5 separate regions of the Homo sapiens genome follow, and all the other regions are linked to region 1. A link is a loop called in an ENCODE intact Hi-C map of the cell type or tissue named here. Cell type or tissue: PC-9. All regions are shown on one strand. Each heading gives the region's core, and the rest is flanking DNA. Links, peaks and the distances in the headings are about the cores only. Region 1 overlaps NEDD9 (neural precursor cell expressed, developmentally down-regulated 9). Region 2 holds the start of LOC105374928 (a long non-coding RNA gene). Region 3 overlaps LOC105374927 (a long non-coding RNA gene). Region 4 overlaps LOC105374928 (a long non-coding RNA gene). Region 5 overlaps LOC105374928 (a long non-coding RNA gene).

Region 1 (6,458 bases), core at 568-5,567:
TCTTCCAAAGGGCACTGTGGTTCTGGATGGGATGGTGGGCTGGATCCTAAAGGAAGAGTAGGAAAGATTTGCAAAAACTTAAGGGTCAAGTTGAAATTTATAATCAATGCTTGAGTATCTTTTCTTTAAAAAAAAAAAAACTCTTGATGTCAGGCCGTTTTTATTAAACTGTTAAAGTGATTCTGAGAAAGAATCAGATAAGGATATCTGGATCATAAAATTTTAGCAAAGATCATTAGAGATAATCTAGCATCACTTGCCATTTCACAGTTGAGGGAACTAAAGTGGAGTTAGTTACTCAGGCTATTAATGACAAAGAAGTGAAGGAGACCCTTGGTTAGCTGGGCCAGCAGTGCAGCGGTATACGTTTCTCAATGCCCTGCGGCCTACGCTAGCAATACATGTTAGACATTTTCCAGAAATTTACTACTTTTATAATTTCACAAGTAAATACTCTCAAAGAAAGTTACTTCCTTATATGAGAGCCACAACTTGAAAGCTGGGTAACTTGTGTTTTGGGAGGTGCCCCCACCTGGTTAAATGAAGTTACCCATTTGAAGGAATTTGAAGTCATTTGGAAAGACAGTCTTAGGCCAGGCGTGGTGGCTCACGCCTATAATCCCAGCACTTTGGGAGGCCGAGGTGGGCAGATCACGAGGTCAGGAGTTTGAGACCAGCCTTGCCAACGTAGTGAAACTTTGTCTCTACTAAAAATACAAAAATTAGCCAGGCATGGTAGTGCGCACCCATAGTCCCAGCTACTCGGGAGGCTAAGGCAGGAGAATCACTTGAACCCAGGAGGCGGAGGTTGTGGTGAGCCGAGATTGTGCCACTGCACTCCAGCCTGGTCAACAGAGGGAGGGTCCGTCTCAAAAAAAAAAAAAAAAAAGAAAGAAAGAAAGAAAAGAAAAGGAAAGAAAAGACTTTTCTGTGTGGCAGAGAAAGCCAACATAGCAACATTCTCAGTGGTACTGGAGTCTAGACATCACCCTACTGACCTGGTCAGGACTCCTGGATCAGCCCACTCTGAAACTGCCCACTACAGCTAGGTGGGGGGAACTTCCAAGCTCCTTAATTCAGATTCCCTCAGTATTGAGGCTACTCCCTGGACCTGAGGTGGGAGCCCTGGGCAGCAACTTTAATTCTTCCTGGCCAACAGGGTATGATTTAGCGCCCAAATTGCTAATGAGGTGTCCAAATATGCCTTCTTCTTTAAGGGCTTGGCAATATCATCCTTCAGCCGGGATGTAAAAATCATTAGCATTGGAGTCAGACAGACGTGGGCTCAAATATCAATCCTGCCTCTCACTGGAGGCAGCAAGTTAACTTCAGCAAGTGAATTTCCTTCTCAGACCTCAGTTCCCTCCTCTGAACAGCAAATGCTGTGAGGTGCACCTCACGAGGCTGTGGAGAGGATCAGGTGGTAGTACCTCTATGGGATCCCTAACATGGAGCCAAGGCTCAAGGCGCCTTGGGGTCACCCCCACTTTAGTTCTAACACTATCTTGCAAAATGAGACGGAAGCATGGGGTAATGACACCAGTGAAGGCTGCACATTCAATTGGTAGTGACTTTGAAAACAAAAACTATTCCAATAAATAACTGGTTTAAGTGTGCCATGCTTTAAGAAAACCAAGTATTACAAAAATTAATCAAATAAATCAGAGGCGATTGTGGCATTGCTAAAGGCTTCTTTGCTTCAAAAAACTGATATACTGTAGGATCCCTTTAAAGAGAGGACTCCTTGGCACTCTTCAAATGTTACTGGAGTTACATCCTACTTTTTTTTTTTTTTGAGACAGAGTTTTGCTCTTGTTGCCCAGGCTGGAGTGCAATGGCGTGATCTCAGCTCACTGCAACCTCTGCCTCCCAGGTACAAGCGATTCTCCTGTCTCAGCCTCCGAAGTAACTCGGATTAACAGGCATGCACCACCATGCCTGGCTAATTTTTTTGTATTTAGTGGAGACGGGGTTTCATGGTATCAGTCAGACTGGTTGCAAACTCCTGACCTCAGGTGATCTACCCACTTCGGCCTTCCAAAGTGCTGGAATTACAGGCATGCGCCACTGCGCCCGACCTACATCCGACTTTTGAGGAACACACATTGTCCTATGTGAGTGGCACTGACACACTTTAAACAGGAGCAGCACATCTCTCTAGAAGTTATCTTGACAACGTTTAAGGCACAGCTAGTTAGAATGAAGTGCTTTTGATTGCTGACAGTTTCTAGTTCTGCATTTTGCACAATGTAGTCAAGCAAGTCTTTTTTTAAAGATTTGTACAACCAGGCCGGGCGTGATGGCTCATGTCTGTAATCCCAGCACTTTGGGAGGCCGAGGTGGGCAGATCACCTGAGATCAGGAGTTTGAGACCAGCCTGACCAATATGATGAAACCCCGTCTCTACTAAAAATACAAAAATTAGCCGGGCAAGGTGGTGGGCACCTGTAATCCCAGCTACTTGGGAGGCGGAGACAGGAGAATCGCTTGAACCTGGGAGGCGGAGGTTGCAGTGAGCCAAGATTGCGCCATTGCATTCCAGCCTGGACAACAAGAGTGAAACTCCATCTCAAAAATAAAAAAAAAGATGTGTTCAACGAATATTGTTTATCATGAAATTAAATAAATAAATTTATTCTGTTTTCTCTCTCTCACAGTGTTCTCCTACTTAGCCAGACATCATATTAAAGCAGTCTCTTACCTCTTCACTCTGATAAGCACAGTCATTTAGCATGAAATCATTGAAAAAGGAGGGTTAACCTCTGTTTGCTTTGGTGTGGGTTTATAAGAAGTTACTAATGCACTCTTAGAAATATGCATTATCTATAAAATTTAGAACGAAGTGCAACTGAGTTTGAAGGCTTTGGCACTGGCCAAACAAAAAGGACCTTTGTTAATTTTTAAGGAGGGGTGTTAGAGTTTGCTCATTGCTTTGGCTCGGGTGACTTGTCTGAGAAAAGATAACTTCTCATTTTCAAAGTGAGCTCATAAAGTCCTGCCCTTCAAGAGCTGAATGACCTCCAGTTTTGTGTAATATTAAAATGTATCTTGAAACTTCAGGGGTGACATTTTAGATGGCAAGTACAGTTCTCTGCATAGCCCCAAAACCCATGTATCGAGGCAAACAATTCATATACATTAGGATTATCTTTATGTAGAAATGTACAATTCTGGAACATAGTTGTACTTTATTGATTTATAAATGAGGAAACCGAAGTACCCTCTGCCCTAGGAGTATTTTTTGGGTGTGTACGTATTTTGTGTGTGTATAGGCAAGGAACAGGAGAAAGTGAGGTGAAGTCAGAATTTAACTTTTCTGGAAGCTTTCATTTCCTCTAAACCTATTTTTTGCTTGTTGTTAGACAAGTCATGCTGCTAATATATAGCACTTAGTTGGCTAGTATCTGAGTGTCGCTCTGGGCAACCAGATTGCACAATGCCTCAAATTCCAATAAGGGAAGTCCTTGTTCCTTAGCCAACAGCTTATGGGTGTCTGTGTGTGTGTATGTGTATGTGTATGTACGTGTATGTGTGTAATTTGTGATGACTCAGTGTCTAGGAAGGTACAAACATTGTAGCTAATCTATTTCTGTTTCTTACATTACCTTTCAGGAATGGGCCTGGAAGACCTGGCTAAAACCTTTGAATCATTTCCTGCCAACATTTGGCCGTGACCCATTTTGGAAGGTAGAAAATGGTCCTTAAAGATGATGTCATAGGATCTTGGTAAATCTGAATATTACTTCAGTTTTCCAAGTGCCACCTCAAAGCAATACTTACCCCAGTCCAGACCATCACACACATTGCAATGGCAGACCATTCCATTTTTAAGAAGCCCTTGAGATCAATGGAATATACAACACATTCTGGGACCATAGGGAAGGGAGAAACTGCTGGGTTGCAGAGAGGAAGCTTCATGAGGGGGATGAACCTTGGAGTGGGTTTTAAAGAATGGATAGGAGTTCACAGGGAAAATAGAAGGGAAAGGCATTCTAGGTAAATCATAACATATGCAAAGGAAGTTCTGCCCCTCAGTAGAAAAAGTTAGGCCAGGCGCAGTGGCTCATGCCTATTATCCCAGCACTTTGGGAACCTGAAGCGGGCATATCACCTGAGGCCAGGAGTTCAAGACCAGCCTGGCCAACATGGCAAAACCCCGTCTCTACTAAAAGCACAAAAATTAGCCAGGCTTGGTAGCGCATGCCTATAGTCCCAGCTACTGGGCAGGCTGAGGAATGAGAATCGCTTGAACCCAGGAGCCAGAAGTTGCAGTGAGCCGAGATGGCACCACCGCACTTCAGCATGGGTGACAGAGCGAGACCCTGACTCAAAAAAAAAAAAAAAAAGCCTAGTTTTCCTCCTTAGGTGACCACAGAGGAGTTAACTAATCTTGTCTAAATTGGGCAAAATGCACAGAAGTTAAACTCTCAGATAAGCCCTTCTTTACATCACTCATGCTTTGCATCAAGGTGCTCATTGATTGTATATGAATAGTTACCCTTACAGGACACAGGCAGTGACATTCTGGAAGGTCCTTCAGCGAGGGAAATGACTGTATATAATCTGACACCTCTCATACCAGATGGTAATGAGCTGAACCATGGGATTCGAGCAGCAGCGTGTGAGGGTGGATGTGTGATAAGATCAGAACCACCTTTCAGTTAATTAAAGGTTAACTCTCATTTAACACTTTGATTCTTGCTTCCACCTGTTCATTGGTTCACTGGGCTGCTATCTGTGGGCTGATGCTCTACCAAGTGCTCAGCCTACAGCAGTCAGGAGGCAGCCATGGCCCCTGTGCTGATGGAGCTTGTAATTTAGCCCCAAACTGATCTTCAGAAAGAGGTACAACAAATAGTTCCAGCAGTTAGAATAAAAGCGACACATCCAAAGAAAAATCAGAGAAGCACATATAATTTCCCATGCAGATCAACTGTGAAATGGATGAACTCAGGTAGCAATTTCACTGATCTTTGAAGCAGAGAAATGAGACTATTTTAGATCTTTTTAGGCTTTTGGTTTTGAACATTTGTAGATTTCATTTACCCCAAACCATAATCCCATATTAAGTAGAATTTTTGCTGTTAAAAATTGAAAACTTTTTTTCTTCCTTTATAATTCAGTTTTTCAAATTATTCGACTATGAGTAACTTATTTAATTTAGGATTGCCTGTGGGTTCTTGGCAACCATGATGCATATTTAGAAATCTTTGCAAAGTGAGAAAAATATAACCTACATACTGTTTTCTAATATGATGAAATAGTTATAAGCCCTAAATAAAACAATTAATGGGGCAGACATGATATGGTTTCCTAGACATTGACCTAAATGTTTATTAATTTCTATTTTGCAGTTTTTGTGTTTCATATTTTGGAGTCAAAAGATCTTTTATTCAGCTCCCAAACATTCTTATAGGCACTGGGCATATTGCCTACAACGCCTAATGGATAAAACGGCCCTGTGCACAAAACACAGAGTGAAAAAGACCAATGAAATTAAGTAAAGGTGTCAGCGTATATGGTTTTCAGATAACTTGGAGAGTTTTTTTCCACCCTTTGCAGAATTCTTGCAGAACCAAAGAGAAAGCCACACACTCAAAAAACACAGCATATGTGTTAGCAAGAAAGCACTTGTACCTTCGGTGTGTCGTAAGAAACACAACAGGGCTGATGTAGTAGGAAATAAACTCTGAGAAAGGAAACGCAAGGTGAGAGGAATGCATTCTTTTAAGCCCCTGCCATGCTAAGCACTGAGCCAGGGACTTTCTATGTATGCTTCTGTTTAATTCTCACGACAGCCTATGAAGTAGTTAGTATCATTCCCATTAAACAGATGAAGAAACCAAGGCGTAGAGATGGTCAGTAACTTACCAAAGGATATACAGCTATGGAGAAACAACCCAGCATCAGCTGAACCCTGAAGGCCTTACTCTCTCCACAATTCTCACACTGTCTGCTTGTTTCCTAAAAGGGTGGGGATTTTATGACTATATTTCTTTCTCTAAATGCTGATTTAATATGTGATGAATGTCAGTTAGTGTGGAGGGGATGCAAGAGGGTGGGTAGAGGTTGGAGTTTCCAAGAGAGCAAAGTTGAAGTGATAGAAGGCAGAATTCACTGTCTTTTTTTTTTCCTTAAGTGATTCATTAGTAGAAAAAAGCAGTGCTGGGTAAAACTTCGGAAGCCCACAGTCTGTAGCAATATCAAGGGAATTTTGAACTATGGAAAGTCCCAAATCATAATCAGATTGGAGCATGTCCCAGCCCCTTCATGGTCCCTTTACAGTGTTTCTCAAAGTCTAGTCCTAGGCCACCACCCACAAAACTATGCAAGGAGCTCAATAAGATGCAGATTCCTGGGCCCCCAACCAGACCTACTGGATTAATTTCTCTGAGGGAAAGACCTGGGAATCTGCATTTAAACTCACTGCCCTACCTCTCTGGGTGATTCTATGCCCA
Region 2 (6,458 bases), core at 1,027-6,026, 210 kb after region 1:
TATCACATTATTCACATCCACTTGGCTATATGAATTTTCTTTATAAAATAATATGAGAGGCCAGGCATGGTGGCTCATGCCAGTAATCCTAGCACTTTGTGAGGCCAAGGCGGGCAGATTGCCTGAGCTCAGGAGTTCGAGACCAGCCTGGGCAACGTGGTGAAACCCTGTCTCTACTAAAATACAAAAAAAATTAGCCGGGCATGGTGGTGGGCACCTGTAGTCCCAGCTACTCGGGAGGCTGAGGCAAGACAATTGCTTGAAACTGGGAGGTGGAAGTTGCAGTGAGCCGAGATTGAGCCACTGCACTTCAGCCTGGGCAACAGAGCAAGACTCTGGTCTCCAAAAAAAAAAGAATATGAGATATAAAATCCACATCATATTGCCTGAAAGAAAATCGCAACACACATTAATTAGATTCTTGGCAAAAGACTGAAAAAAATGTCCCAGAACTGTTGAAGCAAGTTATTTTTAGACAACTTTACTCTAAAATATGTTGGTTCCTCTGAATGAGTTCACAGCGTATACTGCATACCCCTTTGGTCTGATCCTCTTGAACAAAAACACCTCCATTTTTCCTTTTTATTACATAATAAAATAAAATGAGCAGTCTCCCAGCGCCATCCCAGAAGTACTCCTCCACTGAATGCTCTTTTTTTGTTGGCTTCTATCTACACATTTGCCTTCCTGTGAACCCTTTGCCCTACTTTTGTAACCTAAAGACATTAATAGAAACTTAAGTTCTTTCCACCATTCATTTTGTTTTTTGGTTGTCCCCATTTTTAACTCATGAGGTCACTCTGTGTTTCATCAGATTTCCTACACTGCAGCCTTCTGCTATTTTTCTACTAGAACAGCCGAGGACTAACACTTTATATGGCATTGCAAGGGAAGAAGGATTAAGCCATTGGTAGTTGCAGAGATCTGACTTGGTGATAAGAGATCTGCCAGTGATTAGAGACCCCACCTAGTTGGTCTTAAAATGGAATTAGTCCAGATGGTGCCAATGGGAATTAAGGGACTGCATGGTCCCAGAGCAAACACAATACCTGTCTTTTGGATGCTCTTAATCTCAGGGGCAAAGGAGGGAAATGGGGCTTTCAGAGGCTGAGCCACACATTCCCCCGTGATTATAGTGGTAAATACTTGTGATTTAAAGTGACTGTTTATCAGATACTAGAAATGTCTTTTAAATCCTTAAAGGAGTATAAAGGTCTGTTTGAGAGTCACGTGTTATGGAAATTAACAGGAGTTTTAAAGTCATTTATACATATTTCTGAGACTGCATCTACAAAGGTTTTCAATAATCTTCATTAAATATATATCTTTGGGACGAAACACAAGATTCATCTAGAAAACATGACTTGCGGATAAATATGTTTTCTTTGTGTACCTTTTTTGCTTACAGAACCTCTTCTATGTATAGCTGGACAAATTTCAGGCGCTATATGCAAATAGGCATACCAAGAGTGCTTACTTCTTTGTTTCCAGTTTCCTAGAATTTGGCATCAGAGTTAAAGTAGATTCTTGGTAAATGTACTGTTTTTAGGTACTAGGAAAATCAGAGGCTGTCTGTACTCACAAGGTTTTTCCCCTTAAATTTGTCCTTATCAACTTGTCTGATGACAGGAGGGGCATGGTGGCTCATGCCTGTAATCCCAGCATTTTGGGAGGCTGAAAAGGGAGGATTACTTGAGTCCAGGAGTTTGAGAACAGCCTGGGCATCATAGCAAGACTCTATTCTACCAAAAAATAATTTTTAAAAATTGTCTGATAACAGATCAATGTCCAGTCTTCAGCTTTAAGCTCAAATCTTTGGTGAAATGCACATAATCTGACTGAAATATTTTTTTGTATTGTTATTCATTATACTTTAATGTAAATGAACATTCTCAGAGACTTTGACAAGGAGTGGAGAGGAAAGCTCAGGGGACTGAGTTGCTGTGGGTGATAATGAGGAAAGCATCTCTGAGAGTGAAAATGAATACATCCTGACAGCTTAGTTCAACAGTTATTCATGGGGTGGCCTTGCTCTCGTTCATGAAACTAGTGCATTTCCTTCAAAGGGGAGGAGCTTCCAAACTTTAACATGCTATGTGTGCAAATAGGAATGGAATATATAGTGTCATGGAATCTAAGTCCAGCTGCCATTTTTGGAGGCTCCCTCTTGTGGGCATGCACCCATCTATGTCAATGTGGGCAAATCAAACTTGCCGCCATTAAGAAGTCTTAGACGCGTGCATATAATGCACGTTCTTCATGGTCAACTTTCTTACTGCTGGATGACAGAATTGACTTTTGAGGCTGAATGATGCCAAAATTTCTTGTCACATTACAGAGTTTGCATGTAGTTTTCCTTTCTTTCGATATCTTTGGTTTTGGTGTCAGGTAATACTGGTCTTATAGAAGAAAGCCTCTCATCTTTTATTTTTTGGAAAAGTTTACGAAGGGTTGGCATTCTTCTTTAAATGTTTGGTAGAATTCACCAGTGAAGCCACTTGCACCTGGGCTTTTCATTGTGAAAAGTTTTTGTTGTTGTTGTTAATTTTTATTACTATATGTGTAAGGAAAAAGAAAGATTAGTGGTTGCCTAGTGACCTCTAGGTAGTGACTAATTGCCTAGTGATTTCTAGGAGAAGCTCAGGGTTTCTTTTTGGGGTGATGAACATATTCTATAATTAGATTGTGGTAAGGTTGTGTAATTATGTGAATATACTAAAAATCACTGAATTGTTCACTTTAAATGAGCGAACTAGTATGTGAATTATATTTTTGTGAAGTCATTTAAAAAACAGGTATTGATTCTTTTCATCCTCTCTACTGCTTCTCTTGTTTCTATATTATTAATTTCTGCTTTCTTAAAACTTCTTTAGATTGCTCTTTCTTAAACTTAATTATATTTACTTTATTAATTAATTTAATTAAAATTACATGTTTACCTTTAAGAAGCACTTACAGCTAACATTTTTATAGGTAGTACTTTTATTCTGTTGTAAATATTTTTTAATTCTGTCATAAATGTCTATGTCCCTAAAATCATAGGCTTAAAATACGTAGGTATTTGAATATTTTGCAACATTTACTGTGATTTCCCTTTTTGTCCTCATGAGTTACCTAAGAAGACATGTCAAAAGTTTTCCAGATATGTTTGTGTTTCCTATCTCTTAGTGAATTTCAATTTTTGTTACCATGTGTACTTATCTTTACTCTTACTAATGCATTATGTCTGAAATTCTATTTTGTCTAATACTGATATTGTTACACAAAATTTCTTTGCTTATGTTAAAATAAAAACTTTAGACTAATTAAATTTGGCAGACTTTATTTGAGCAAAGAAAGATTCATGAATCAGGAAGCATTCAAGCCAGAAGGGGTTCAGAGAGCTCTGCCTAGCAATGCAAGCAGCAAGCTTTTACAGGCTGAACACAGAAGCAAAGTAGAGAAATCACCTGATTGGTTACAGGTAAACTTCAACTTTATTTGAACCTGGTGTGATGTGGCACTTTCCTGTTTGGGCATGGCATAATGAGTTGGCTGCCTGTGATTGGCTGAAACTCAGCTATTTGTTGAACTCCTAAATTAAGTTTCAGTTTGTTTACGCACTAAGTTAGGTTGCAGTTTGTTATGTAGGAATTCAAAGAATCAACACAGCCTCAGGCTAATGGCCTTCTACTTATTTAACAATTATTAATTGCAAGTTTTCACTTTTCCCATTACTTTCAATCTTTCTGTCTGATTGTGCTGGAGATTTTTAGTGTTTCTTATAGACATCAACTAGCTAGCTTACAAAGCTCTATCTGTTAGTTTCTGTCATTTATCAGATGCATTTAATTCATTTTCACTGTCATAATCACTGATATATTTGCATTTATTTCTACTACCCTATTTTCCTTTTACTATCCATTTTTATTGGATTTAAAAAATGTATTTCCATGCCTTCTTTTGGATAAAGCTGTTTTTTAATAATATCCTTCATGAATATTACCCCCCACTGTTGGCTTGGAAGCATTTCTATCATTTTAAGGTATTTCAATTACCATCTCTAATCTTCAACTATAATATTTTTCCTAACATCTAAATTTATTGAGAAAATTCCTGAATGTTACAAAACCCCTGGGTATATTTAACTACCTATTAAATAACTACCTCCTAGAGATTTTAAAGATTTCCCAAAATTGCTAAACTAGCTTTTAAAATTGTCAACATTAAATTAATAAACCGACAATTTGTTAATATTGTGTTTACCACTCTTTCTTGTATCCTATGTGCCTTCCCTCTGGGTCGACTTTTCTTTTTGCTTAAATATATCCTTTAATATTTGTGCTCATGAGCATCAATTAATGGTAAACTCTCTAGGCTCTTTAAGAGTCTAAAGGTCTAAAGTTGCCTTTGTCTTTTTTTTTTTTTTTTTTTTTTGAGATGGAGTCTCACTCTGTTGCCCAGGCTGGAGTGCACTGCTGTGGTCTCGGTTCACTGCAACCTCTGCCTCCCAAGTTCAAGCGATGCTCCTGCCTCAGCCTCCTGCGTAGATGGGACTACAGGCACGTGCCACCACCCCCAGCTCATTTTTTGTATTTTTAGTAGACACAGGTTTCCTCCGTATTAGCCAGTACGGTCTCAATCTCCCAACCTTATGATCCACCCCACCTCAGCATCCCAAACTGATGGGATTACAGGTGTGAGCCACCCCACCTGGCCTATTTCTTCTCATTTTTTAAATCATAGTTGGGGAATAAAACTTTAGTCTGAGTTAATTTTACTGAACATTTTGAGCATGATTCTTTCCTGAAATCCTCTGGTGACTGAAATCAGTGGGTTCTTGGTCTCCCTAACTTAAAGGGTAAAGCCGCAAACCCTTGCAGTGAGTGTTACAGTTCTTAAAGGTTGTGGGTCTGGAGTTTGTTCCTTCAGCTGTTCAGACAGGTTCAGGGTTTTTTCCTTCTGGTGGGTTCGTGGTCTTGCTGGCTTCAAGAGTTAAACTGCATACCTTCCTGATGAGTGTTATAGCTCTTAAGGTGATGTGTCTGGAGTTGTTCATTACCCTTTCACGGTCTTGCTGGCTTCAAGAGTGAAACTACAGACCTTTGCAGTGACTGTTACAGCTCACAAGAGCAGTGCAATGCTGACCCAAAGAATCAACAACATCAAGATTTATTTTAAAGAACCAAAAAACAAAGCTTACACAGAGTACAAGCACACCCAACCAAATTGCCACTGCCGGGCTGGAGCAGCCTGCTTTTATTCCCTTCTTTGGCCCCACCCACATCCTGCTGATTGGCCCATTTTACAGAGAGCTGATTGGTCTGTTTTGACAGGGTGCTGATTGGTGCATTTACAATCCCTGAGCTAGACACAGAGTGCTGATTGGTGCGTTTACAATCCTTTAGCTAAACACAAAAGTTCTCCAAGTCCCTACTAGATTAGCTAGACACAGAGCATTGATTGGTGCATTTACGAACATTGAGCTAGACACAGAGTGCTGATTGGTGCATTTACAATCCGTTAGGTAGACACAAAAGTTCTCCAAGTCTCCACCAGATTAGCTAGACACAGAGTGCTGATTGGTGCATATACAATCCTCCAGCTAGACATGAAAGTTTTTCAAGTCAGGACTTGACTCAAGAGCCCAACTGGCTTTGCCTAGGCTCCACCTAGTGGATCCCTTGGCCGGGTCACGGGCGCAGCTGCCTACCACTGCCGCACCGCACCTGCGCTTCTCAGCCCTTGGGCGGTCAGTGGGACCCGGCGCCACGGAGCAGGGGGCGGTGCCCGTTGCGGAGGCTCGGGCCGCGCGGGAGCCCACCATGGGGGGGGCTCGGGAATGGCGGGCTGCAGGCCCCGAGCCCTGCCCCTCTGGGAGGCGGCTGAAACCCGGTGAGAATTCGAGCGTGGCGCGGGTGGGCCAGCAGTGTTTGGGGACCCGGAGCACTCTCCACAGCTGCTGGTCCAGGTGCTAAGTCCCTCACTGCCCAGCACCTGCAGCGCCGACCGGCCGCTCTTGAGTGCGGGGCCTGCAGAGCCCACGCCCACCCGGAACTCGCGCTGGCCCGTGAGCGCCGTGCCGCAGCCCCGGTTCCCGCCCGCGCCTCTCCCTCCACACTTCGCCGCAAGCAGAGGGAGCCGGCTCCGGCCTCAGCTGGCCCAGAGAGGGGCTCCCTCAGTGCAGTGGCGAGCTGAAGGGCTCCTCAAGGGCGGCTGGAGTGGACGCTGAGGCCGAGGAGACGCCAAGAGCAAACGAGGGCTGCTAGTACATTGTCACCTCTCACTGGTAACTACAGTTGCTGTCAGTTTAACTGTAAGTCCTTTGTAAGTAACCTGTCTTTTTATGTCTAGTAGCTTTGAAGGGTTTCCCTCTCTATTTGTTTTCAATGATTTCTAGTTTCACTACATATATTATCTTGTACAATTACCATCTATACCTCTGGGTGCTTGGACTTTGCTCTGAAGACTCGTCTTCA
Region 3 (6,458 bases), core at 527-5,526, 180 kb after region 1:
GTTGGTCAGGCTGGTCTCGAACTCCCGACCTCAGGTGATCCGCCCACCTTGGCCTCCCAAAGTGCTGGGATTACAGGCGTGAGCCACCGCGCCCGGCCTCTCTTCTTTCTTTCATACTCAGTTTTCCTAAGAAATTTGTCTACACTTCATACCTCCACTTCCACACTTTCCATTCCTTCCTTCCTCACTGCATTCCTTCCATCCTGACATCTGGTCCATGCCTCCAGCTCTCCGCTGAAATCATCTTTGCTAAGGTCACCCTCAGGAACCTGGATGATAAACCGGTAGACACTACAAAGTCTTTTTCTCTGCTGCATTGGAAGTGGTTGAGCAATTCTTTCCTCTCAGACCCCTCTCTACTTCTTTGGAGGACACCTCTTGCCTTGGTTCCCCTCTTTCTGGTTCAGTACACTCCACCACTTACTGCTACGGTGATTCACCCTTGGGCATCACACATTTTCACTCTTCTGCTTTCTGTATGGGTAGGTTCATCCCATTTAAAAGAGGGACCTTCTCTTCCCACACTTCCATTTGTCCTAGTTCATTTGCATTGCAATAAAGGAATACTTGAGGCTGGTCATTTATAAAGAAAAGAGCTTTATTTGGCTCATTGTTCTGCTGGGCTGTACAAGTCGCATGGTGCCATTGCTTGGGGGAGGGACAGGAGGGCCTCAGGGAGCTTCCAGTCATGTTGGAAGAGGAAGGGAAGCTTGCATGTGCAGAGATCAGGTGATGAGAGAGGAAGCAAGAAAGGGCGGAAGTGCCAGGCTCTTTTTAACAACCAGCTCTTGTGGGAACTAATAGATTAAAAACCCACTCACCACCCTGTCAAGGGAAGACACTAATCTAATCTGCACTAATGAAGGGTCTGCACCCATGACCCAAACACCTTCAATCCAGCCCCACTTTCAACATTGGGGGTTAAATTTCAGCATGAGATTTGGAGGGACAAACATCCAAACTATTGTCTTTTGCCTGTCTGTTCTCCCAGTCATTACCCATGTCATTACCGTATTCTCAGTCCCTCTGCCCCAAAACACTGCAGATCTTTTCCCCACTGCATCTTCAATCCAACCAGTCACCATATTCTGTGTTGTTGTCTTTTTAAATTAAATCTCAAATCCAATCTTGTTGACGCATTCAGTTCCCTCTCTGTGTGTCCCTTGCCACTTTCTTAGTTTAGACGTTAATTGCTCAGACTGTTACAACAATTCCTAGCTGTGAGGTCCTCTTCTAGCCTCTATAGAACACTGTTAGGAACACGGTAGGTGCTATGGTTCAGATTTTTGTGTCCCCCCCAAAATTCATATGTTGGAACCTAATTCTTAAGGTGTTATTATTAGGAAGTGGGGCATTTGAGAGGTGATTAGGAGATGAGGACAGTGTCCTGATGAATGGAATTAGTCCCCTTATAAAAGAGGCCTGAAGGAGTCTTTTGCTCCTCTCACCACATGCAGACCCAGCTGGAAGGCACTATCTATGAGGAAGAGGGACCTCAGCAGACACTGAATCTGCTGGCGCCTTGATCTTAGACTTCCAGCCTCCACTACTGGGAGCAATCACTTTCTGTTGTTTGTAAGTTACTCAGTCCTAGTTATTTGGTATAGCAGCCTGAATGGGCCAATACACCAGGTCCTCAGGAGATATTAATTGAATGAACATCTTCAAAATATTAGATACTTCCATAGACAAACTTCATATCTTCTCATGTTCACTTTCTGCTTAAAGACTTTTGCCAACTTCCTGTTGCCTACAAAATAGAATTGAAATGACTGTGCTGGTGAATGGCAGTCCACTCTTCTCTTTACATTCTCTCCTGCCTTGTCCACCTCTGCAGTGCCCTTCACCTTCCCATCACATCAAACTGTGATTCACCCTTGGGCCCCACACATGTTCATGCTCCTGCTTTCTCTGGATAAGTTCATCCCATTTAAACCAGGGGCCAGCCTTCTCGTCCCATACTTCCATTTGTCTCAGTCCATTTGTGTTGCTATAAAGAAATACCTGAGTCTGCTAATTTATTAAACATTGAGGCTGCTCTCGGTCCCCTCCTATTCCATAATTTCTCATGGTTATGGCATGTAAAGGCTGTTCCCCTGCCTAGAATGCCCTTTCTCCTTGTCTTTCTGGCAACCCCTTGGTATCCCCTGGACAGAGTCTTCCTTTCCTCCTTCACTGTCACCAGGCCCTCTATTAATCACATAATGTCACAATAGTGTATCTCCATTCCCTGGACTTTGAGGCTCCAGAGGGCAGGGAACTGTTGTTTATTCATTCTGGAGACCAAACTAAACATTTTACAAAGTAGTCCATGGAGGTCTCTTATCAGAATCACCTATGAGGCTGGTTAAATGTAGATTCCCAGGCTCTGTGACTCAACTGCAAATTCTGTTTGTCTTGGTCGTGGGACTGTCCTAGGCAAATCTTACGGACATGAATGTTTGAGAACACTTCTACAGCATCCAACAAATATTTGATGAATAAAAACTTGATTAAAAAAGTACTGAGATCCCTGCTCCTAAAATTCTGCTCTATTTCCTTCATTCCTCTGGGGTGTAGTTTGGCTGGGGACAGGCCCAGGTATTTGGCTCAGTCATAGATCAAAGTGACCTAAATGGGAAACAGCTGTGCGTTATTCCCCAACCATGTCACGCAAGTACCTATTGTCCTGTCCAAAACGCCAAATTAGGTTTAGGGCCATTCAAATTCCGGAAGATGGTTGGCTGTGATAAGAACTAACAAATTCTTGCTCAAGTGGAAACTGGTTTTGCAGGGCATACTCTGCATTTTTAACTCACTAAAGCCAAGTTCTTAAGTTTAAGTGGTTCGTAAGTATCTTCTAATGAGCTGCACGGTTCCATTTGCTGTGCCTATCATCGGTATTGATAACTCTAGTATCAGCTAGTAGCCCTCACCTGTTGACACTGAGTGGATTGTGAATGAGCTTTTTTAGACTTTAGATGAGACTGCTGGGAGACTGTAATGATAGGCAAGCCTTGTTTTGGCCACAAACTCTCTAAAATGTCCTTTTTAATCTTGAGCTCTAGCAACACAATTTTGAGATCTGTCATAATGCACCATACCAGAACCCACGAAGACTTTACAAAACATACATCATCTGAATGACCTCAAGACTACACGACAACACATATTTGTTGTATTTGTTATTTACCAAATATGTATGTATTATGTATCATTACTTACCAACCAATGAAATCTTTTCTTTTTTTTTTTTTCTTTCTTTTTTTTTTTTTTGAGACAGAATCTTGCAGAATCTTGCTCTGTTGCCAGGCTGGAGTGCAGTGGCATGATCTCTGCTCACTGCAACCTCCGCCTCCCAGTTCAAGTGATTCTCCTGCCTCAGACTCCCGAGTAGCTGGGATTACAGGTGCAAGCCACCATGCCCGGCTAATTTTTTTGTATTTTTTAGTAGAGATGGGGTTTCACCATATTAGCCAGGATGGTCTTGAACTCCTGACCTCGTGATCCACCCGGCTTGGCTTCCCAAAGTGCTGGGACTACAGGCTTGAGCCATCACGCCCGGCCAATGAAATCTTTTAAAAATTCCATATAGATGCCGCAGTTCCACTTCGGGATATATATATCCTAAGGACTTGAAATTATGTTGAAGAGATATCTGTACTCCCATGTTTACTGCAGCACTGTTTATAATAGCTAAAATAGGAAATTTTCCTGTGTCCATCAGTGAACGAATGGATAAAGAAAATGTGGTATATACACACAATGGAATACAATTTAGCCTTAAAAAGAAAGAAATCCTATAATTTGCAACAACAGGGATGGATATGGAAGACATTATGCTAAGTGAAATAAGCCAGGCACAGAAAGACAAATACTGCCTGCTCTCACTCATATGTGGAATCTAGAATAATTTAACTAATAGAGAGCAAAATGATGGTAAAATGATTTTTGCTCCAAATAATGTAAAAATACCAGAGGCTGGAGGTCAGGGAATGGGGAGGTGGTGGTAAAGGGGTAGAAAGTTAGACAAGAGGAATAAATGATAAGTATTTAAGGGGATGGATATGTTAATTAGCTTGATTCCAACATTCCTCGTTGTATACATACACCATAACATCACTGTGCACCCTATAATTATATCTGATTATAATTTGTAAAAAAAATAAATAAAAGGACACATAAAAATGTAGAAACACACTGATATCATATACGGGTGAATACATATTTGTATCTGAGATATGGAAAATAAAGACACCAGGAGTGATTTGAAATTGCTCTTTCTGGTTCCTTTGTGGAGGAGTTAAGACCTGTCTATGGCATCCAAGAAGAAACAGGATATGGATTGGCAATTAAGCCACCAGCTGGATTGCTCAGATAATGCCACAGTTAGGTGGAGCCTTAGAGGTCATCTAACTTTATTTAGTACATATTACTTATTCTTTAACATTTCCATCATTTCTTTATTACACAAATAACACACAGTCGTTATTGAAACCAGAAAAAAGAAATAATTTGAAAAGATGACAAAACCAATGTTACATTGGAGAATACATTCTTTTAGACATTTTCCCATGCATATGTAGTGTTAGCCATCAGAATGTATTAGTTTTCTATTGCTGCTGTAACAAGTTACTGCAAACTTAACAGCTTAAAACAACACAAATCTGTTATATTACAGTTCTATAGGTTAAAAGTTTAACACAGGTTTAACAGGGCTAAAGCTGGGGTGTTTGGCAGGCTGTGTTCCTCCTCTTTAGGTTGGGAAGAATCTGCTTCCTTGCCTTTTTCCAGCTTCTAGAGGCCATCCACATTCCTTGGTTCACGGCCCCTTCCTCTATCTTGAAAGCCAGTAGTGCAGCATCTCTCTGACCATTCTTCCCTCATCACATCTCTCCTTGACCACAGCTGGGAAAATCTCTCCCTGATTTTAAGAACCCATATGATTAGACTGGGCCCACATGTATAACATAGGACCCTATCTCAATGTTGTAACTTAATCATATCTGCAAAATCCCTTTTGCCATGTAAGGTAACATAGTCTCAAATTCTGAGAATTAGGATGTGGACATGTTTAGGGCTATTATTTTGCCTATCACACATAGAGATGAAACAACTCATGTTCGTGCAGGATACGTGACTTACCCAAGATCACAGGCTGGTAAATATTGGATCTATTAGTTAAACTTTTTCAGCGAGTCTGATGCAATTAGATTCTCTGGTGGAAATTCATGATGAAAGAGATGTAAGGAACTAATGGAAATTACTGATGAAAGGGACATAACAAAGAAATGCAGAGCTTGAATGGACTTAGTTCTGAGTCTCACACTTTGTTCTCAGTCTACAGATACCATGATCTTGATCTCTCAAAAGCAGGCATTGGCACAGGAGGTGCCTGTCTGTTTCTGCTGCCACTCTTGACATCTCTCAGATGACCCCTTCTGGCTCCTTTCAATTTCCTTCTTTTGCTGTTTGGCTTGGCTTCTGCTGTCTCCTGCTTCCACCGGCTGCCTCCTTTCCATGAGTCTCTCGGTTTCTGGATCCTATTGCCACTTGCATTTCTCTCTGTGTCATTTTCAAGTTCCCTAAAAGAAAATATCTGATATAGTTCATTGTTCACTGCAGGGCACTAGGCAACCCTTATCGTGTAGAGATTCCCACTGTGTTATCTCCCTGGCTGCCAGCCAGTTTGCTGATGGCTGTCTTCAAAGACAACTGCCATTTCCTGGTTTCATCAGCCAGGATCATAGGGTCAAACGTGACAATCTGCACGTACGAAATCACTCATGGTCACCTCCCTCAGCATAGCACCACGGGCAGGGTAGGCACAGAGAGACTTTTCTCCGAATCCTGGACTGGAATTTTCTTCCTGGCTCACCCCTGCATATACTGAAGCTGAGCCATATCGGGGTACCACAGCTAGAATGATGTAGCTGAATGAATGAGCGTGAGAAGGGGCCAAAGGGGAGGAAGACATCAGTCCCGAGAACCAAGACTGAATATGGGCATTTGGAAAACAGTTTAGGTAATTGCATTCAGTACTTCAAGGCTCTAATTGCTGTTCTTTAACAAGGAGGCCACATTGGCTTATGAAAAGTTCTAAAATTATATAATTTTTATCAGTAACCAGGACCTCAAGTTGCTCCCACAAACCACATAGGGCCTTGCAAAATGAGGCTTTGGGAAGGGGACTCTGATGTTTCTAAATTTCGCACCCTTTGGTTTCTCCAGCTACATTAGCTCTGAAAGGGGCACAAAATGGCCTCATTAACTGGGGAAGAACGAGTCTAAACGAGTTTCAGAAGAAGAAAAGGTCTCTTGGATCCATTGAGCCCTGCCACCACCCCCACCAACCTTCCTAATGGAAGAATGCTGCTGGAAAAGTGTCATCCGATATTTCCCACAAAAATGTGTGCTGTGGTCACAGCTCAGAGATGCCAACACAAATCTCCAACACAGCCACCTCCTGACTGAGAATA
Region 4 (6,458 bases), core at 899-5,898, 290 kb after region 1:
AAGGGCCATTTGGGCAGGTTGCATGAAAAACTGGTAGACACCTGCTCCACTTTACCAAACCACAGTGAAGCAAAGTTTGGTTACTGTGTTTTTTTTTTTTTTTTTTTGAGACGGAGTCTCGCTCTGTCGCCCAGGCTGGAGTGCAACGGCACAATCTCGGCTCACTGCAGCCTCTGCCTCCCAGGTGCAAGTGGTTCTTCTCCTCAGCCTCCCGAGTAGCTCAGACTACAGGCGCATGCCACCACGCCTGGCTAATTTTTGTGTTAGTAGAGATGGGGTTTCACCATATTGACCAGGCTGGTCTTGAACTCCTGACATCAGGTGATCCACTGGCCTCGGCCTCCCAAAATGCTGGGATTACAGGCGTGAGCCACCGTGCCCGGCCAGTTTGATTACTGTTTTAAAGAGACGAGAGAACTAATGTGAGCAAAGGGGCCAGGTAAGGAAAAGATGACTCCGGTATCCTTGAGTAAACTCTCTGTATCCAGGTGGTCAATTTCTGATCCAGTTCATTAGCACCCATGACTGATGGAATAATTTTGCAAGGCCTGGTTTGGCAAAAGTACAGGAAGAAGGCATAGCTCTATGAGTTGAATGGAAGTCTAGAGGTACAGAAAAGGGTGGAGTTGGCCTGCCTATGAGATCATTCTAACATTGGCATGTAGAGGGGGAGGGTGTGAACTATGCTAATTTGTTATAAAAATGAGCGGAACCTTCGAGCCGGCTTCTGCTTTGAACATCCCTCCTGATCTCAGCAAGCTGCCTCCACCAGAGAAGGGCTGCCATGCTGGGAAACTCCATCCAGTGACTCCATCCCTTGGAAACATGCCCGTTTGAAAAAAGTACTACCCTGCTTAAAGATTCTAAATCTTGCCTTAATCCACTTCAGATTGAACTATTGCCAAAAAGGTACTTATTCAGAGTCTTTCACCTATGAAACCAAGATGCCGTGTGCCCATTGTAAATTCAGATGTGTCCAGTCACATGTTTAGTAGAGACATTTCAGGATGTAATTTACATAGTCATCAAACTGTGAGCTGCACACCAGCTTTGTAGGTTTGGGTTTAAAGTTGCTTGAACAATCCAAGGTCAGTTTGGGAACTAGCATGGGCTGAGCCTGCTAATGTGGGTGCATCGGAGGTGCAAGGGCAATAGGGTGGGCTTACCATGGTATGTTATTTGCCTGAGGAGTGAATGCCTTATGAGGAAGAAGTCATCCCCAGGTAGAGTATACAGATCTGGGCCACAAAACATGGTTTTTCGTCATTTTTGGAGAGACTGGGTAGTACGAATGGCTGCTCATACTGCTGTATGCCTGAACAGGCCCTCATAGACATGATAAAGGACCCTAAGGAGATGAGCCCCAAGAAGACAGCCTAGCAATGGAGGATAATAGTCACAGGGACAGAGGCTGCCTCCCTGCCTACCTCATCACACTCTAGCCACTGCACTGACAGGCTACCAAGTGCATGGAATGAGGTCATGGCCATTTGTGGGAAGTGCTTAGTAGTGACCCGAAAATCCTGCTGTCAGTATCAGTGACTGTGGGACCCAGCCAAGTACCCTCTAAAGAGTTGCAGCAGGCTTGTCACCATAGCTACTGTGGATTCACAAGGCTGTTTTGAGGATCCAGGGGAACTTCTCGAGAGCATGTGCACAATTGTCCCTGGGAATTTCCGAAACTAGCTGGGAGAGATTGGAGATGTTCTGAGGCTCTCATGCTCCACAATTTGTGGTTAAGCCAAAGAAGACAGCCTTTGCCAGTACTAGTGTGTCAAAGAAAAATATGTCACGTATACATTCTATGAGCACAAAGTGATGAGACAGGGCCATAAGTTAAGCATGGGAATCAGTCTCATCCCTGACAGACACACGTTAGGTAGGAACATGATTCTACTGATTTACCATATAATTGTGTTTGGCTTTCTTTTGTGTTAGTCCCAGCATAAGATAGATAGGGTTTGAGCTGATCACGCCTTACTTGAGCTGATCACACCTTACTTTCTCCCTCAGTTCTTGTGGTTAATTAGCAAGATGACAGGTCAGCTAGGGTATGGGTGGAGTCAAAGTTGTAGGATACCCTCAGAAAATCAGCTCTTCAGAGTTCAAGCTGCCTCCATCCTTTCTGACATTTGATTTATCCCCTACCAGGCTATGAAGCCTTGACTTTATAGTATAAACCTCTAATCAGATAAGCGGATCACAAAACCATCTTTATTCTCAAGACCACTGCTCTATTGCCCTAACCATCCTTGAGCCATCTCAGGGTAGAGGCATCAGCCTTCAGGAGTTACATAGGCACTGGCAGATCATCATAATAAGGACGGGTTGCCAACCTGCTCAGGTTACAGTGAATGCTGATGGGTAGAGTCTGCTTTGAATTTCTCTGACAAGAGGGAGATACAATGTATTTGGTTCACCCAATTCATTTTAAGGGATTTGGTTCCCAGATTTCCTGCAATCGGAATCATGGCCCATTTTCACAGCCACTAGAGCATTAAATTCGTGTATACAAAATAAAGGACTAGAAAACATGTAAACCTAAAAATGTTTAAGCTAAAATTGTGGTACAGATGTTATCTGAGTCCCATAAATCAGTATTCAGAAATATTGTCTTACTGTCAGAAGCAAACAGCAAACAGAGACTTGCATTAGCTATGTGTCTAGATAATGGCAAAAATTAAGTACAGTATTGTTTAGAAATCATAGGCTGGCAGATCTCTTTTCCTTTTCAGGGTTTAAAGAAAGCATAACCTTCTCTGTTGCATTTAACAAAGGAAAAAAAAGGATTTTCTTGTTTTTTGTGCGTACACCCTGCCTAGGGATGAGTTATTCATCAAAATAAGCTTCCTTGTGTTTTAGAATTTGAGAATTTAGAATACTGAGCATTCTCTAACACATCGCCCTAAACATGCTAGTTTGATTCTGAAGCCTTTTTTCCATTTTGTCAAGTTCACCCTCTGAAAGGGACAGTGAAAAATTAGGGGTTGGCTCCACCTGGTGCTTTGATTAGAAAATTACACCTCCATGTATGAGGGCTGTCAACGGACAGTGTGCCCTCTTGCGCACGGAAACAGTAAAAATACTACATAAATATTACTTAAAAATACTAAAACTACCCCACAAGAGTGACCAGTTAACTCACTTTCCATGCAGGGTGCTAAGGACTATTTTTGTATGGTTGTTTTAGTGTCTGTTGCTATGGAACAAATCATCTTAAAATATAGAAGCTTAAGACAACAAAATCATTTATTATCTCCCACGGTGTCTATGGGCCAGGAATTCAGAAGGAGCTCTGTCGGGTGGTTCTGCCTGGAGGCTTCTTTCACATGAGATCGCAATCAGACAGTACTTGGGGTTATTGTAAAGCCTCATTCGCTCCCGTGTCTGGTGTCTGAGCTGATAAGACTGGACAGGCTGGGGTGGGAGCTTCTCTCTGTCTCTATGTAGTCCCTCTTTAGGGTTTCTCAAGCATAGCCAGACTTGTTTCATGTTGGCTCAGAACATCCAAGGTGGTGTCCCCAGAAAGAGAGCCAGGAGGAAGCCGTGTTGCTTTTTATGATCCAGCCTCAGAGGTCAGGAAATGTCACTTCTGCTGTGTTCTGTTGATAGAGGTAATTGCAAACGTCTACCCAGGTTCAAGGGAAGGGAACATAGCCTCCACCCCTCAATACAGGAATGTCAGTGTCACGTCAGAAGAAGAGCATGTGGGATGGGATATATATTTGTGCATCATCTTTGTAAAAATACAATCAACCACAATTGTTTTATTTAATCATCCTTCACCGTAAATGAAGTTGCTTCGATATATCATTATCCCAATTTTACATTTAAGTGAAAGCAGAAGGAAACATTAAAGATCTTCTTACGCCCTTTCGGTGTCATACTAGAGCATTGCCTAATAAGCTGTCAAAAGTGTCATCTGTACACGATTCTCAGTCTTGGCGCTATTGAAATTTTGGTCTGGGTAATTCTTTGCCGTGGGGGCTGTTCAGGGCGTAATAGGTCATTTAGCAGTATCCCTGGCCCCTGCCCACCAGACACCAGTAGCACACCTTCATCCCTTTAGTTGCGATAGCCACAAATGTCTCCAGACATTGTCAGATATCTCTGGGGTGAGGAGAGGGCAAATGTTCCCCCAGTTGGGAAGTTTTACAGGAAGAAAGTTACTTTGATTATTTGCTATTGATGAAGGTGAGACTCTTGTAAAGTTAATGTTAACTTGTGGAGGATCATTATGTTGCAATTCATTTCTGTCCAGTAGGAAATATAAATCCTACAGATTATAGTTGTGTTGTTTTATAATTTACCAGTTTCAACTTCACTTGCAGTCTTATTCCAGCATTCTTTTTGTTCATTGACTATATATAGTAATTTTTCTTCTCCTTCTTCATTCATTGATAAGTTAAATAAACCTTTGTCACATGTGTGCATACACACACACACACACACACAAACGCACACACACACCAGCTCCTTGGCAGAATGCAGAGTGAGAATTCTCTCCAATATGGGGATATGGAGCTATTATGATCTCCCTTCAAGAAAGAACTTGTAGATTAGCTGTGAGGGTGCAGTTAGGTGATGGCCTTGGTTGCAGTGCCTCTGGTTGCTTAGCCACAGCAGTTGAGCTGAGGCCATGCTTTTCCTAGGCAGACCTTTAACAGCTAATGAGCACAGTGGGCGTGCCAGGGCCTGGCCCTTTCTGTTCATCATGGAACTTCTCCAACAGGCAGCCTTTGCTCTGGAGCTCTCTGTTGGGCTGGCTGAGACTTTTGCAGGACAGCACTGCAGTTTGAGACTCTTCCTAACTAACCCTCCTTCTCCCTCCCCTTTCACAGGTGACAGACCTGCATCTCTAGCCTTTTTGTGCTTCAGGCACAACTCAAAGCTGCCAATAATCATGTTGCCCAATTTGTGAGCTGGAACTGCAGTCTTTTTGTTTTTTTGAGACGGAGTCTGGCTCTTTCGCCCAGGCGGGACTGCAGTGGCGCTATCTTGGCTCACTGCAAGCTCCGCCTCCCGGGTTCACACCATTCTCCTGCCTCAGCCTCCTGAGTAGCTGGGATTACAGGCGCCTGCCACCGCGCCTGGCTAATTTTTTTTTGTATTTTTAGTAGAGATGGGGTTTCTCCGTGTTAGCCAGGATGGTCTCAATCTCCTGACCTCGTGATCCGCCCGCCTCGGCCTCCCAAAGTGCTGGGATTACAGGCGTGAGCCACCACGCCTGGCCTGGAACTGCAGTCTTAAGTGTGGCATGAGTTGCCTTCAGAACCCAAAGAGGCCTACCAGGCACTTCTTTTTTGAGGTATGAGATATAAGATGCAGCAATTTATCGTTTGCTTTGGAGGGAATATTCCAGCATGAACCTAACCACTGGATTCCTTAAATCCTCATTCATCTTTTCCTCTCTGGAGCATGAGTGTTTTACCAAGACCTCCAGCATACTAGCCACCTCTTGCTTCTTCTGGCCAATGAACATGATGTCATTGATGCAGTGGATGGGTTTGATGTTCCGTGGGTTCAGGTGATCTAGATTATTTCAGACTATTATGGCAAAGGGCAGCTGAGTTAAGATAGCTCTGAGGCAAAGCAATAAATGAATATTGGAGTCTGTCCACGTGAATGTGAATTGTTCCTGATCTTTTTTTCTAATATGGATAGAAAAGGCACATTCACCAAATAGACAACCACATGCCACGGGCCTGCGGCCTGTTTAATGTGCTCCAGCTGTGATCCCACCTCTGGCACAGCAGCCGCAGTCGACCACCATGTGATTGAAACTGTACTCATCTGTTGTCATTCTTCAGAGTCCATCCACTTCCTGCTGGGGGAGACTAGCAATTAAAAAGAGATATGATAGAGACGACCAATCCCTATTTTGTATTTACCATCTTGCCTGGGGGACAGTTTCGGAGTTTCCATTTGGCCTCTCCCACTATGATAGCACTTCCTCACTGACCAAGGAACAAATATAGGGTTTACTCCAACTGCCAAGTACATTCATTCCAGTGATACATGGAAATGGAGAAATGCTTCCTGGGTGAGTCTACAGGTTCTGTGGGCCCACTCTGTGCCAGACCCAGCTAGGACTCCATTCATTACTTGATTCTTATAAGGCCCCACTTCAACAAGGGGTCCGGGTGTCAAGGTCAACTCGGAACTTGTGTGCAATAGTCTAGACCTTCCCTTTCCCTGGCATACAGTCACCTAAGCAAATGGTCGTGGGTCCCTTTAGGGAAGGATGGGACAAGTCATCTCGATATAAACTTGTTGCAGTGTTGCAGGGTACTTATTCTTAGGGACCTGGCTGTCTTTTTAGTCAATGGATTTTGGACCTGAAAATTGGCTCAGTTCCTAGAATTGAGGAAAGTATCCTGACTTTTTACTGGGGCAATTGCTGTCAGCCTCTTGCCCCTCCTTTCTTGCCTTTTCTCGTTGTAGATGTTAAGCGTCAG
Region 5 (6,458 bases), core at 501-5,500, 220 kb after region 1:
TGTGCACGCACAGTGTTTACAAGGCTCTCATGCACTAACTTCTCCCCTCTGGACAGAGAGTGGTCATGTGGGAGCCCTGACCCCACATAAACTGTGTCCATTCCTAGCTCTGGCCTTTGCTGACCCTCCACTCAGGAATGCTAGGAATGCCCTCCCTCTCCTTCCCTGTCCCCAGGCTCTCCATCTACCCAAATCCTGCTCAATCATTTGGACCCCCATCTTAGCACTTGGAGAATCCTTCCCTAAGCATTTCAGTGACCTACCTTCTCCTTACTCAAAACTTCTGTGACATGTTTGTGCTATCCTGTTTTTATAATTGGAAGTTTGTTTCTGTAACCAATTCCCTTCACCCCACTCCCCTCATTGCCTCCCCACCACAGACCCTAACAAGGTAGAGGGTATGTGTAATTCTTGCACAAAAAGGTTACAAATTCTTGTATCCCCTTTTTCTCTAATGGGAAGAAAGAATCTGAAATGCCCCTCTGGAAAGTGATGTACCCAGCAGACAGAAAAGCAGCCTTCAAAAGCTTCTGTAGGGCTTCGTGTTGCTATCTATGGTTCCATGGTCCTGACTGATCCTGAGTGTCCTAACCATGGGTTTTGGGTCCAGAGGACAGCCTGGAGTCCACTGGAGGGTGAGCAGAATTGTGGGGTGAGGAGGAATGTGGGGCAAGTGACACTGACACCTTTCAGTACATTAATGTGTAAAGCATGAATTCTGTAGAAGAGAATTACACTGTATTAGCATGGAATAGATTATGCTGTATTAAGAAAATGTGCCTATTTCTTGACACTGAAACAGATCACATGATCTCCAAAAGTAATGCTAGTTTTTGTAATGGGTGTGTGGGGAGTGTGTGTGTGTGTGTGCGCATGCACACATGCATTTGAATCCAGTTATCTGTGAGATAATAAACAAGTCTCTCTTCTGCAGCTCATGGTAGGGAGAACCCCCACAAGGAGACTGCACTTCAAAGTCCCTCCTGGATCCCATTCAGATCCAAAACTGAGCACCTGCTCTGTGCCAAGAAATGCTCTATGGAAATGAATCAGTTCCCACCATCCAGGAGGTCACAGCCTGCTCAGATGCAAAAGAACTCCATGCAGGCTAAGGTGCAGGGACACACAGCCTGGGGAGGCGTGGGGTGGGGGCTGATAGTTCCAACTTAGATGAAAAAGAAGGTTGCAACATTGATACGAAAGCTAGCTGTAGAAAAAATTCCTTCTCCTGGAGTGTGAACAATTTCTTGTAACTATTTTATTGAGAAATCTAATCTCATGAGGGTTTTTGTTTTTTGTAGCTCTCCTGACTAACTTGGTTTTTTGGTGTGTTTTTTTGTTTTTGTTTTTTACTATCTTTGAGATTATTGAGTTTAGCTGAAAATCCACAAAGACACCAAGGAAAGATCAGCTCTCCACATACACAGGGCCTGCTTGGGAGAACGCTGGTGTAGTCCAGGCCCCACATCACTTCTTCTCTTCCTCAAACTCTCTCAGTGCTCAGAAACCCCTAAACACACATACACATGCTCTCACATATACACATCACACACACTCCCCCACACCCCCATATACACCCCCAACACCACATGTGCACACACTCACATCACACATGTGCATACACACTCCACACACACACGCACTACACACACCCACACCACACACACACAGCCCTCACACCCCATACATACACTCCCGAAAACCACACATACACACATCACACATACACATACTCCCTCGACACAAACACCACATACACACACACCCCTCACACCCCATACATACACTCCCCAACACCACACATACACGCTCACATCACACATGCGCATACACACTCCACACACACAAACACACCATACACACCCACACCACGTACACACACACACCCGCTTCATGCCTGCTACATATACTCCCCAACACCACATGTACATACACACACTGACATACATCATACATACACATACACACTCCCTCTTACACACAAACAGACCACACACACACCCGTACACCACATACACACACACACAGTACACATCATACATACACACCCTTTGTGCTGTGAGGCCCCACAGTGCGAAGGCTGGTGCGTACCAGGCCCCTTGCAGTCTTCCTTCCCATGGCATGACTGCAAGGAGAGGGGAGATGGGGTGCTGGGTCTCCCGCCTCAGACCATTTTCAGCAAGAGCAGCCTCCTGGGGCTCTGAGACCTATCCCCCTTCCTAGTCATATCTTTATATCAAAATTAGCTGTAAACATAACAGTCCTATGACTCACTTGGAATACTACATAGGAAGTCAGGTTTTTGAACAATTTTCCCTTTTTCTAAAGGTTAAAATCAAGGCAGGAAATGCGGAGCATCACAGTACCAAGCCCGTGGGAATGGGGCCCACCCGGGTCCCTGTGCTCAGTCCGGCTCTCTCTGTAGTTCTCCCTGGCCACACCTCTCTGTTTACTCATAATTCTCTTTTCCTAACTACGTGGTGAAGTGGCGTCGGAAGTGATTTCAGATGCCTCCCTCCAGTATGCATTCTCCTGCCCAGTCTACCCTAGTCCACCTTTCTCAGGCTTTGCCCCACAGTTGGCCTCTTGCACTCTAGCCACTCTCTCTCTCGAAAATGCCCTGGGTCTCCCAATCTCCTGGCTGGACTCATCTGAACCCCCTTACCTGAAGAAGTAACCCCTTTCCCTTCCACACTTCCCTAGCTGCATCCAGTCCTACTCCCTCCTGAAAGCATTGCTAAAATCCTGCCTCCTTTATGAAGCCTCCCCCAGTCACCTAGCTTGGAGTATCACTTCTCAGCCTGGAAAGGCTTTACTGTCGTCCTGGGTGTTAATTTCATTTGTTTATTTGACAAATATTTGTTGAACACTTAGAAGGTACTAAAGACACCATGTTAGATGTGGGAGATACAGTGCTAACAGCAACACCATGAACAAGCTTCCTGTCCTATGATGAGTCCCCAGGCTGGCTGCAGGTTCTTTGTAGGGTAAAACTGGGTCTAAGAGCTCTTTGCACCTCTCAGAAGATACTAAGAATTCAATGAGATTTACTGGACCGATTAACTAACAAATGAATACATTCTTTTTTAACACAATGCCATGCAGAGTTTGAAACAACACTGTCAGTAACCCCTCTAAGTAACTAAGGCTGAATATGGAATGAATAGGAAAACATTTAGTCCTTGTTTTAAATATCAAGTGATTGTTTTCTGCATCAAATTTAGAATTCCGGTTTTGCCAAACACATCTCAGAGAAACAGGCTGGCCCCTGAGCCAGACAGCAGTTGTAAACATCTCTTCTTCCTGTTTAGAGACAGTACTGAATTCCAGAGCTGGACCTGTGAAATACCAGCGCTCCTCTCCCTCTAGGGCTTAGAAACGAATCCCTGAGGGTGTTTGTGTGTTTAGACTTCAGTGATGCCCAGTGCTGGTTGAGTGGTTAGCTCACCACACAAACCACCAGGAAAGGGGTTCAAAACAAGACAGATGGGACTTAGAGCAAAGGGAACACAATTACTCAACGGTCCAGAATCTCAATCCTAGAAGCCAAGTTATGGTTAGCCACATTGCTTCATTATTGACCTTGTTTTTTGGTACATATATTCTTTCTTGTACACTGTGTCTTTTTCTTTTTCTAATCAGCCTTCTTCCCACCAACATGGATTGTGCTGAAAGATGGCAAATACTTGTATGCTGACAGTTTTCTACAGCTTAAGACCCGGTTCTTGATGGGAGAAAAATAAACATCATCAGCTGCTTCCTTCCTAATAACCATACTATTTTAAGGGAACTTGAGATTTTGTTTATAAACTACACTGATGGTTATGTAACCAATGAGATCTATATTTCTGGCACATTTCCTTTCATACAGACTCAATTAAAATTTTCAGCCCTCATAGTAATCTTTACATTTTGTGGTTTACTTGACAACCTGGTGAACCTTGACATTTACCTGAAAGTCAGATATGCGTTTTAAGGTATCAGGAGAAAAAGAGTTTTCTTCTGAGGTAAAGGAGGCAGTGTGAGGTTGGTTTCCTGTCTTCAATTAGCATTAGATCATAGGTTTCTCGGCTGGGGGTCCCATGACATCAGGTGGCCAGAGAGATGGAGGAATAGCAGCTCATGAATCACCTGACAGCAGGGGGGATATGGAACAATTCTTTCAAGTCTAGCTGGGACTGTTAACACCCATGCCAGGAAGAGCTGTGTCAGTCTTCTGTAGCCCTGAGCTGGGCAAGGCAGTGGATTTCTGGAGAGGCCTCTCTTTGCATGCCTCAATAATAAAAGACTATCTTTGTCTTAGTTTGTTTTCTATTGCTATAACTGAATGCCACAGACCGGGTAATTTATTTTATTTTATTTTTAAAAGATGTTTATTTGGCTCATGGTTTGGAGACTGGGAAGTCCAAGGGCATGTCCACAGCTTTTGGAAATGGATTTCATGCTGCTGTACGTGGTAGAAAAGCAGCAGGCAGACGTGAGCACAAGCGACCGCAAGAATGAGCTGAGCTTGCCTTTAGAACAACACACTCTGATGAGAACTAACGCGTTCCCGTGATAATGGCATGAAGCCATTTGTAGGGCTCTGCCCTCACAGCCCAATCACCCCTGCAAGGCTCCACCTCTTCCTACTGTTACATTGGCAGTTAAGTTTCTAACACATGAACTTTTGGGAGCACACATTCGAACCATAGCCCATCTTAGGTCTCTAATTACACAGTGCGATCAGCCATGACTAGAGCCCTGCTAACTGATCACAGGTTTGATGAAATAAAGAAAGAGCAGTTTTGTGGTTTATTGTGATCCAGTCCATGGCATCCAGGTGAGAAATTCGTCAGTTCTGCACCATGCATTTATTTCTCTGTTAGTAAAAACTGCATTACAGACTGAATTTTTGTGTCCTCCCAAAATTTATATGTTTATGCCCTAATCTCCAATGTGATAATATTTGGAGATGGGACCTTTGGGAGGTGATTAGGTTTGGATGAGGTCATGAGGATGGTGCCGCCATGATGGGAATAGTACCCTTAGGGAAAGAAGAAAAGAGCAGAGCCTTTGCTCTCTCCTCCATGTAAAGATGCAGCAAAAAGACAGTCATCTGCCAACCAAGAAGCAAGCCCTTACCAGGCACTGAATCTGCTGGCACCTTGATCTTAGACTTCCCAGCCTCCAGATCTGCAAAAAATCAATTTCTGTTATTTAAGCCACCCAGTCTATGGTATTGTGTTACGCAAACCTAATCCGATTAAGACGAGCTATTTGGACCCATTGAAAAGGAAAGGGCTCATAGCCAACTCTTTTAAAAACCTTCCTCTCTTGTCTCCTTATTCACTTTTATGCACTTAAAATTTCTAGTATTTAATCAGCATCTTTTTATGCACGCTGCTATTCTCTTTCTATCTGTTCCAGTATCCTTTTCACCCTCCTGCCCATTTCCCCTTTTAGGTCATTGCCTGGCTACCTCTTACTGCATGTGCATCAAGACTCAGCTCAGGGCCGGGCGCGATGGCTGGCTCACGCCTGTAATCCCAGCACTTTGGGAGGCCGAGGTGGGCAGATCACGAGGTCAGGAGTTCAAGACCAGCCTGGCCAACCTAGTAAAGCCCCATCTTTACTAAAAATACAAAAAATTAGCCAGGCATAGTGGCGCATGCCTGTAGTCCCAGCTACTTGGGAGGCTGAGGCAGGAGAATGGCTTGAACCTGGGAGGCGAAGGTTGCAGTGAGCCAAGATCGTACCAATGCACTCTAGCCTGGGTGACAGAGCAAGACTCGGTCTCAGAAAAAAAAAAAAAAAGACTCAGCTCAGGTGTCTCCTCCTGCATGAAGCCTCCCAATGCCCTCCTCTCCCTCACCCCTAGCCTGGCCTGGATTCTACACACCCCCATAGCACCCTGTGTCACCTCCTTCCAAAGCCTCTATTCTCCTGTGCTTTATTTTTCACTCCCTCTCACTAGACTGTGGATTTCTCATTGAAGGCGGGAGTATGTGCCGAGCTCCAAGAGTAGAATCTTGAGCAGCAGGCATAAAAAAGTGTTTACCGAATAAAATGTGTGTGTCAGTGAAGCCCTTGGAACAGAGATCTTAGGTCATCAACACAAAGGGATGTCATTGTGCAAGAAAGGACCAGGGGGAACAAATGCCGGGCAAGGGCCACGGAGCAGATTAGAGTACAGCACAGATGTTCAAGTCAAAGTGGGGCCCCAAATGTTTCTAGAACCGTTGAGATAAAGGCAATGAAGTAACAGAGGAGTTTGGAATGGAACTGATTTTAGAAGCCCAGAGTGCAGAATCTCAGGAGGAGATGAATTTCAATATGGAGCATCAGAGACTGTGGAATATTTATCTATCTGAACAACAGCTCTTTCATGGGCTGAGTTGTGTCCTTGAGAAAGTTGAGCTGCTCTCAAGTCAAGCTCTTCTCAGACTTTAAGTTGGAAGATAAGAGAGGTATGGGGA

The links. Hi-C counts contacts between places; a loop is a spot of excess contacts. Peaks named below come from ENCODE experiments on the same cell type or tissue, not always from the same donor. Only the 100,000 strongest peaks of a DNase experiment are listed, where the experiment ranks them.
Region 2: a loop joins it to region 1, with 4 times the contacts of the local background. A loop is called at or near these places in 3 of 110 quality-filtered maps.
Region 3: it touches region 1 in a loop (11-fold over the local background); 3 of 110 quality-filtered maps call a loop at or near these places.
Region 4: a loop joins it to region 1, with 8 times the contacts of the local background. A loop is called at or near these places in 4 of 110 quality-filtered maps.
Region 5: a loop joins it to region 1, with 6 times the contacts of the local background. A loop is called at or near these places in 6 of 110 quality-filtered maps.

The regions. Positions count from the first base shown.
Region 1 is chr6:11,203,849-11,210,306 of GRCh38, forward strand. The region is part of intron 2 of NEDD9 (neural precursor cell expressed, developmentally down-regulated 9); the gene reads right to left. Among named protein-coding and RNA genes, the nearest start is that of NEDD9, 26 kb to the right of the region's middle. In PC-9, for the core only: no CTCF peak of the experiment used is centred there; a DNase peak (open chromatin) is centred at 3,573; H3K4me3 peaks cover 642 bases; H3K27ac peaks cover 3,690 bases.
Region 2 is chr6:11,411,285-11,417,742 of GRCh38, forward strand. It overlaps LOC105374928 (a long non-coding RNA gene), which reads left to right and starts at 6,079. Exons shown (of 5, transcript NR_187824.1): 1 at 6,079-6,295. LOC105374929 (a long non-coding RNA gene) reads left to right here and starts at 6,335. Exons shown (of 3, transcript XR_926485.3): 1 at 6,335-6,458. In PC-9, for the core only: no CTCF peak of the experiment used is centred there; DNase peaks (open chromatin) are centred at 2,617, 3,527 and 5,001; H3K4me3 peaks cover 236 bases; H3K27ac peaks cover 4,407 bases.
Region 3 is chr6:11,387,495-11,393,952 of GRCh38, forward strand. It overlaps LOC105374927 (a long non-coding RNA gene), which reads right to left. Exons shown (of 2, transcript XR_926477.3): 2 at 4,381-5,564. Among named protein-coding and RNA genes, the nearest start is that of TMEM170B, 150 kb to the right of the region's middle. In PC-9, for the core only: no CTCF peak of the experiment used is centred there; a DNase peak (open chromatin) is centred at 2,667; H3K27ac peaks cover 4,555 bases.
Region 4 is chr6:11,493,388-11,499,845 of GRCh38, forward strand. All of the region lies in intron 3 of LOC105374928 (a long non-coding RNA gene), which reads left to right. Among named protein-coding and RNA genes, the nearest start is that of TMEM170B, 41 kb to the right of the region's middle. In PC-9, for the core only: CTCF peaks have their summits at 3,015 (motif pointing left) and 3,221; a DNase peak (open chromatin) is centred at 3,004; H3K27ac peaks cover 721 bases.
Region 5 is chr6:11,425,659-11,432,116 of GRCh38, forward strand. The region is part of intron 1 of LOC105374928 (a long non-coding RNA gene); the gene reads left to right. LOC105374929 (a long non-coding RNA gene) reads left to right here. Exons shown (of 3, transcript XR_926485.3): 2 at 935-1,113; 3 at 3,643-3,902. Among named protein-coding and RNA genes, the nearest start is that of TMEM170B, 110 kb to the right of the region's middle. In PC-9, for the core only: no CTCF peak of the experiment used is centred there; DNase peaks (open chromatin) are centred at 2,373 and 3,403; H3K4me3 peaks cover 789 bases; H3K27ac peaks cover 3,637 bases.